2 separate regions of the Homo sapiens genome follow, and region 1 is linked to region 2. Evidence: read pairs that join two places in POLR2A ChIA-PET (ENCODE). Cell type or tissue: MCF 10A. All regions are shown on one strand. Each heading gives the region's core, and the rest is flanking DNA. Links, peaks and the distances in the headings are about the cores only.

Region 1 (2,812 bases), core at 123-2,622, 87 kb after region 2:
GTGTTGGTGTGAGTCTATACATTTATTTTGCTGACCCTTTTGATTTGGGAGTCCTTCAGTTCTAGGAGAGAAAATTTTGGGTGGAAGGCTGAGGATTATTTCTCTGATAATTTCTTCCCTTCTGGTTTCTTCTGTCTTATTGGAATTCCCATTAGTTAGATGTTAGGTCTCCTGGACTGACCCCTCTAACCTTTGAAACTTTTTCCTCATTTTTCTACTTTTCACAACTTTATTTTGGATAAAATTGTATTATTTAAAACTTTTATTGAGGCAAATTACATACAATAAACTGCACATGTCAAAGTGTAAAGCTTACTGTATATTATTACAAAAAAGCTGCTACGAACATTCATGCACGGATCTTTACATGGACATATACTGCATTTCTCTTGGGTAAATATTTAGAAAGAGAATGTCTTGACTATATGGCAGGTGCACTTTAACTTTTTAAGAAACGACCCCAAATTGATTTCCAAGGGGGTGGTACTGTTATATATTCCTACCAGCAGTGTATGAGGGTTCCAGTTGTTCCACATCCTTGCCAACATTTGGTATGGTCAGTCTTTTTTTTTTTTTTTTTTAGACAGAGTATCACTCTGTCACCCAGGCTGGAGTGCAGTGGTACAATCTTGGCTCACTGCAACCTCTGTTTCCTGGGTTCAAGCAATTCTCGGGCCTCAGCCTCCCGAGTAGCTGGGATTACAGGCGTGTGCCACCATGCCCAATTAATTTTTTGTATTTTTAGTAGAGTTGGGGTTTCCCCATGTTGCCCAGGCTGGTCTTGAACTCCTGACCTCAAGTGATCCACCTGCCTCAGCCTCCCAAAGTGATGCAATTACAGCTGTGAGCCACCGTGCCCAGCCCAATCTTTTTTTTCTTTGGGACAGGGTCTTGCTCTGTCTTGCAGGCTGGAGTGCAGTGGTGCAATCACAGCTTACTACAGCCTCAACCTGGGCTCAAGCAATCCTCCCACCTCATCCTCCCAAGTGAGCAGCTAGGCCACCACAACTGGCTAATTTTCTTTTTCTTTTATTGTAGACACAGAGTCTCCTCCCTATGTTGTCCAGGCTGGGCTCAAGCCATCCTCCTGCCTCTGCCTGTCAAAGTGTTGGGATTACAGGCATGAGCTACTGTGCTTAGCTGGTCAATCTTTTTAATTGTAGACATTCTAATAGCTATGCAGCGGTATTCACTGTGGTTTAAATTTCCATTTCCCTAATGCCTGTGATGGTAAGCATATTTTCATGTATTTTCTTGGGTGAAATATGTGTTCAAATCTTTCAGTCATCTTTTAAAAGCGTTATTTTCTCATTGAGTTTTGAGTTTTAGTATTCCATATACAAATCCTTATATCAAATAGATAACTTGCAAATATTTTCTCCCACTCTGTAGCTTATTTCCAAATATTTGGAGTGTTTCCAGATGTCTTTCAGTGTTGATTTCTAATTTAATCCCACTGTGGTTAGAGAACATATTTTGTATGATTTGAGCCCTTACAAATTTATTAAGACATTTTGTGACTCAGAATATGGTCTATTTTGGCAAATGTTCTGTGTACGTTTGAAAAGAATGCGTAATCTGCTGTTGTTGGGTGGAGTCAAGCTGAATTGTAGCATTGTTTAAGTCTTCTAAATCCTTATTGATTTTTACTCTACTTGTTCTGAGAGGGGTTTAAAAAATTCTGACTATATTTGTGGATTTTCTATTTTTCCCTATAATTTTATCTTTTTTTTTCTTCATTTATGTTGATGCTCTGTTATTATATGCTTAAACACTTAGAACTGCTATGTCCTGTTCGTGAAACGGCCCCTTTGTCATAATGAAACAAGCCTCTTTTATATCCTTGGTACTACTCTTTGCTCTAGTTCTACTTTGATATTGATATACCAATTCAATTTTCTTTTGATTAGTATTAGCGCTTTTCCATCCTTTTACCTTTAACCTACTTATGTCTTTAGATTTAAAAAGGGTTTCTTGTTGACAGTAATAGTCGGCTCTTGCATTTTTAGCCAATCTGACATTCTTTGCATTTTAATTAGTGTATTTAGGACATTTATATCTAGTGTGATTATCGATATAGTTGAGTTTAAATCTACTATTTTGCTATTCTTTTTCTTATTGTCCTATCTGTTCTTTGTTCCTTTTTCCCTTTTCTGCTTCCTCTGGATTATTTTTAATGATTTCATTTTATCTACTTTGTAGATAACTATATATTAACTTTGTTAACTATAACAAGGTTACAACTCTTTAACTATAACGTTGTTGAATTACTGAAATGGTTACCTTGCATTTACAGCACAGTCCTGTGTTGCTTAAAGACGGGTACATTCTGAGAAACACATCACTGGGTGATTTTGTCACTGTGTGAACATCATACAGTGTACTTGCAAACCTAGATGGTATAGCCTCCTACACACCTTGGCTGTATGGTACAGCCTACTGCACCAGGGCTACAAGCCTGCATAGCATGTTATTGTTCTGAATACAGTAGGTGGCTGTAACAGAATGGTAAGTATTTATACATGCAAACATACAATAGAAAGGGTACAGTAAAAAATACAGTATTATAATCTGATGGAACTGCTGTTGTATACACGGTTTGTTTTTGACCAAAACGTTATTATACAGCACATGACTACATACACATTTCACTTTGCACAGTCTACCTTCACATATAATTATACTACCACACCACATATAGTTATACTACTTCACATATAGCCTAAGAATTTTACAAAAGCATGCTTCTATTTCTCTCCTCTTAGACTTTGTGTTATTGTTGCCATATATTTAGCTTCTAAATGTTTTTAAC
Region 2 (2,812 bases), core at 220-2,719:
ACTTCATTTAGAAAGAGGGTAATGCAAGGAAACAGCTCTTGTGAGAGGGTGGTGTGGGTGCCTGGCTTTGGGGCAGTGGCGGTGGAGATTCTGGCACACACTGGCAGTGCCCGGGCCTGGCACGGCATTTCATCTAAGCATTCTGAATGAAAAACACATGGCCTGCCACATTTGTGCATAATTGGTCCGGAGTGGTGCTAGCTGCAAAGCCCCACACCTGATTCTTGGACTCCCACGGAAATCTTGGTAGTATATTTTAAAATATACAGGTGGTGGCTCACGCCTGTAATCCCAGCACTTTGGGAGGCCGAGGTGGGTGAATCACCTGAGGTCAGAAGATCGAGACCAGCCTGACCAACATGGTGAAACCCATGTCTGCTAAAAATTCCAAAAAAAAAATTAGCTGGGTGTGGTGGTGGGCACCTGTATTCCCAGCTATTCAGGAGTCTGAGGCAGGAGAATCCCTTGAACTCAGGAGGTGGAGATTGCAGTGAGCCAAGATCACGCCACTGCACTCCAGCCTAGGCAACGAAGTGAGACTCCACTGCAAAAAAAAAAAAAAAAAGAAACTCAATAAATTCCTTTTTTGTTTTAAATAACTTACAATGGATTTTGTAGTGATTTTTTTTGGAGGGCGGATGTAGGTTAGAAAGACATCAAGCAGCCTGGGCAACAAAGAAACACTTCATCTCTACAAAAAATAAAAATTTGCTGGGCTTGATGGTGTGTAGTAGTAGTCTCAGCTACTTGGGAGGCTGAGCTGGGAGGATCACTTCAGCCCAGAAGTTGGAGGCTATAGTGAGCTATATCACACCACTGCACTCTAGCCTGGGAGACAGAGCGATACCCCATCTTAAAAAAAAAAAAAAAAGTCAAGGGTAAATACGGTTGTTGGAAGCCAGTTTTCTCACTGTTGGAGTGGGAGATTACAGGTAAGCAAGGGAGGGTGTTAGAATGATCCAGATGGCACTGGATTAGCATTGGAGACATCAGTATAACTCATGTTTAGCTTAATACTGATATAGATGTACATACAGAACTATTTTTAGATATATGGATATACATAGGCAAATATAGTACATGGACATATATTTCCTTGCTCTCTCAGCTGAAAGGCTTAGAGGCAATAACACCCCAATAGCAACAAGCACCCCAATAACTGAGCAATAGCAACAGGACTAGATCTTAGTTTCTTTCTTTTCTTTTCTTTTCTTTTTTTCTTAAGACAGAGTCTCTCTCTGTTGCCCAGGTTGGAGAGCAATGGCACGATCTCGGCTCAATGCAACCTCTGCCTCCCAGGTTCAAGCAATTCTCCCATCTCAGGCTTCCAAGTACAGGCGCCTACCACCATGTCTGTCTAATTTTTTGTGTTTTTACTAGAGACGAGGTTTTGCCATTTTGGCCAGGCTGGTCTCGAACCCCTGACCTCAGGTGATCCGTCTGCCTCAGCCTCCCAAAGTGCTGGGATTATAAAAATGAAAGAGCCAGACACAGTGGCTCAGTTTCTAACACCATTTTCCAATAAAAGGAACCAAGGACTCTTAGAGAAATGGCTGATTCAAGGAGTGGGGCAGGAAAGATGAACCTGGAGGCATCACAACTACATGAAATGTGCAGATCTTTCTTGGCTACTAAGGAAACTTAACCAACTAATCGAGACAATTTTATGAAATACAGGAAATCTGATATGGACTGTGATCTAGATAATATCAAGGAATTACTGTTAATTTTTTAGGAGTGACAATGACATTGAAATTAAGAAAATGTCTATATTTTTAGAGATGCGTCCCGAAGGATGAGGGGCTAAAATGACATGATATCTGGAATTTGCTGTAAAGAAAGGGGAAAATTGGGATAGATGAAGAAGTGTGGCAAATCTTGGTAACTGCTGAATCTCGGGTTCATTGTAGAATGTCCTCTGCTTCTGAGGATGCTTGAAATTTTTCATTAGCGCATTTCTTTTTTTTTGAGACAGAGTCTTGCTCTGTCACCCAGGCTGGAGTGTAATGGCTTGATCTCGGCTCACTGCAACCTCCGTCTCCCAGGTTCAAGTGATTCTCCTGTCTCAGCCCCCTGAGTAGCTGAGATTACAGGCGCCCACCCCTGAGCCCAGCTAATTTTGTTGTATTTTTAGTAGAGATGGGGTTTCACCATATTAGCCAGGCTGGTCCTGACCTCAGGTGATCCATCCGCCTCGGCCTCCCAAAGTGCTGGGATCACAGGCGTGGGCCACTGTGCCAGCCTCATAATGCATTTTTTTAAAAAGCTAGAAAAAGATTTGGGTTGAGAATAGAGTTAGCGATGTTCATTCCACCTGTAATCCCAGGCTGCGTAGGAGCTCCGATGTGATGGACGCTGCTGTGGCTGAGAGAGAGGTGTCGGTGGGTGGGCTGCCCCTGATCCAGGACTGAGCCAGGAGGGCCTCTGATCCCAGATCTGGAGTTGAGAAAGGGGAGTTGACTGCTGGAGGACCCATTTTTTTCTCTTATATCAGTGGCTGGCTGGGAAACCTGGGGTGCCTTTTCTTGATGTTGCCCCGCGCTCGCTAGCCCATGGAAGGCACACTAAACAGCAGAAGAAACAGAAGCTCCCACCCCACTTGTGTGTTTGTGGCTACCTAGCAGTTCTTGCTACTCTATTGTAGGGTGTGAGAAACAGTGATTACGGTAGAGTTTGTGATGTTTGTTTTTCTCAAGATCAAAACCCCATCTCCCCTCTGTTAACATAAACCATCAAAAGTCGATCTGTATTTAATTTTCCTTGGGTGGTCCTGGGTTGACATCTTGCCCTTTTGTCTTACCATAAGAACTTG

The links. Peaks named below come from ENCODE experiments on the same cell type or tissue, not always from the same donor. Only the 100,000 strongest peaks of a DNase experiment are listed, where the experiment ranks them.
Region 1: POLR2A ChIA-PET joins it to region 2 with 6 read pairs; 5 of 35 experiments call an interaction of 5 or more read pairs at or near these places.

The regions. Positions count from the first base shown.
Region 1 is chr6:151,074,419-151,077,230 of GRCh38, reverse strand. The region is part of intron 26 of MTHFD1L (methylenetetrahydrofolate dehydrogenase (NADP+ dependent) 1 like); the gene reads right to left. Among named protein-coding and RNA genes, the nearest start is that of MIR12131, 27 kb to the left of the region's middle. In MCF 10A, for the core only: no CTCF peak of the experiment used is centred there; a DNase peak (open chromatin) is centred at 1,510.
Region 2 is chr6:151,161,712-151,164,523 of GRCh38, reverse strand. No RefSeq gene overlaps it. Among named protein-coding and RNA genes, the nearest start is that of MIR12131, 60 kb to the right of the region's middle. RefSeq lists enhancers at 1-124, 125-625. In MCF 10A, for the core only: no CTCF peak of the experiment used is centred there; no DNase peak of the experiment used is centred there.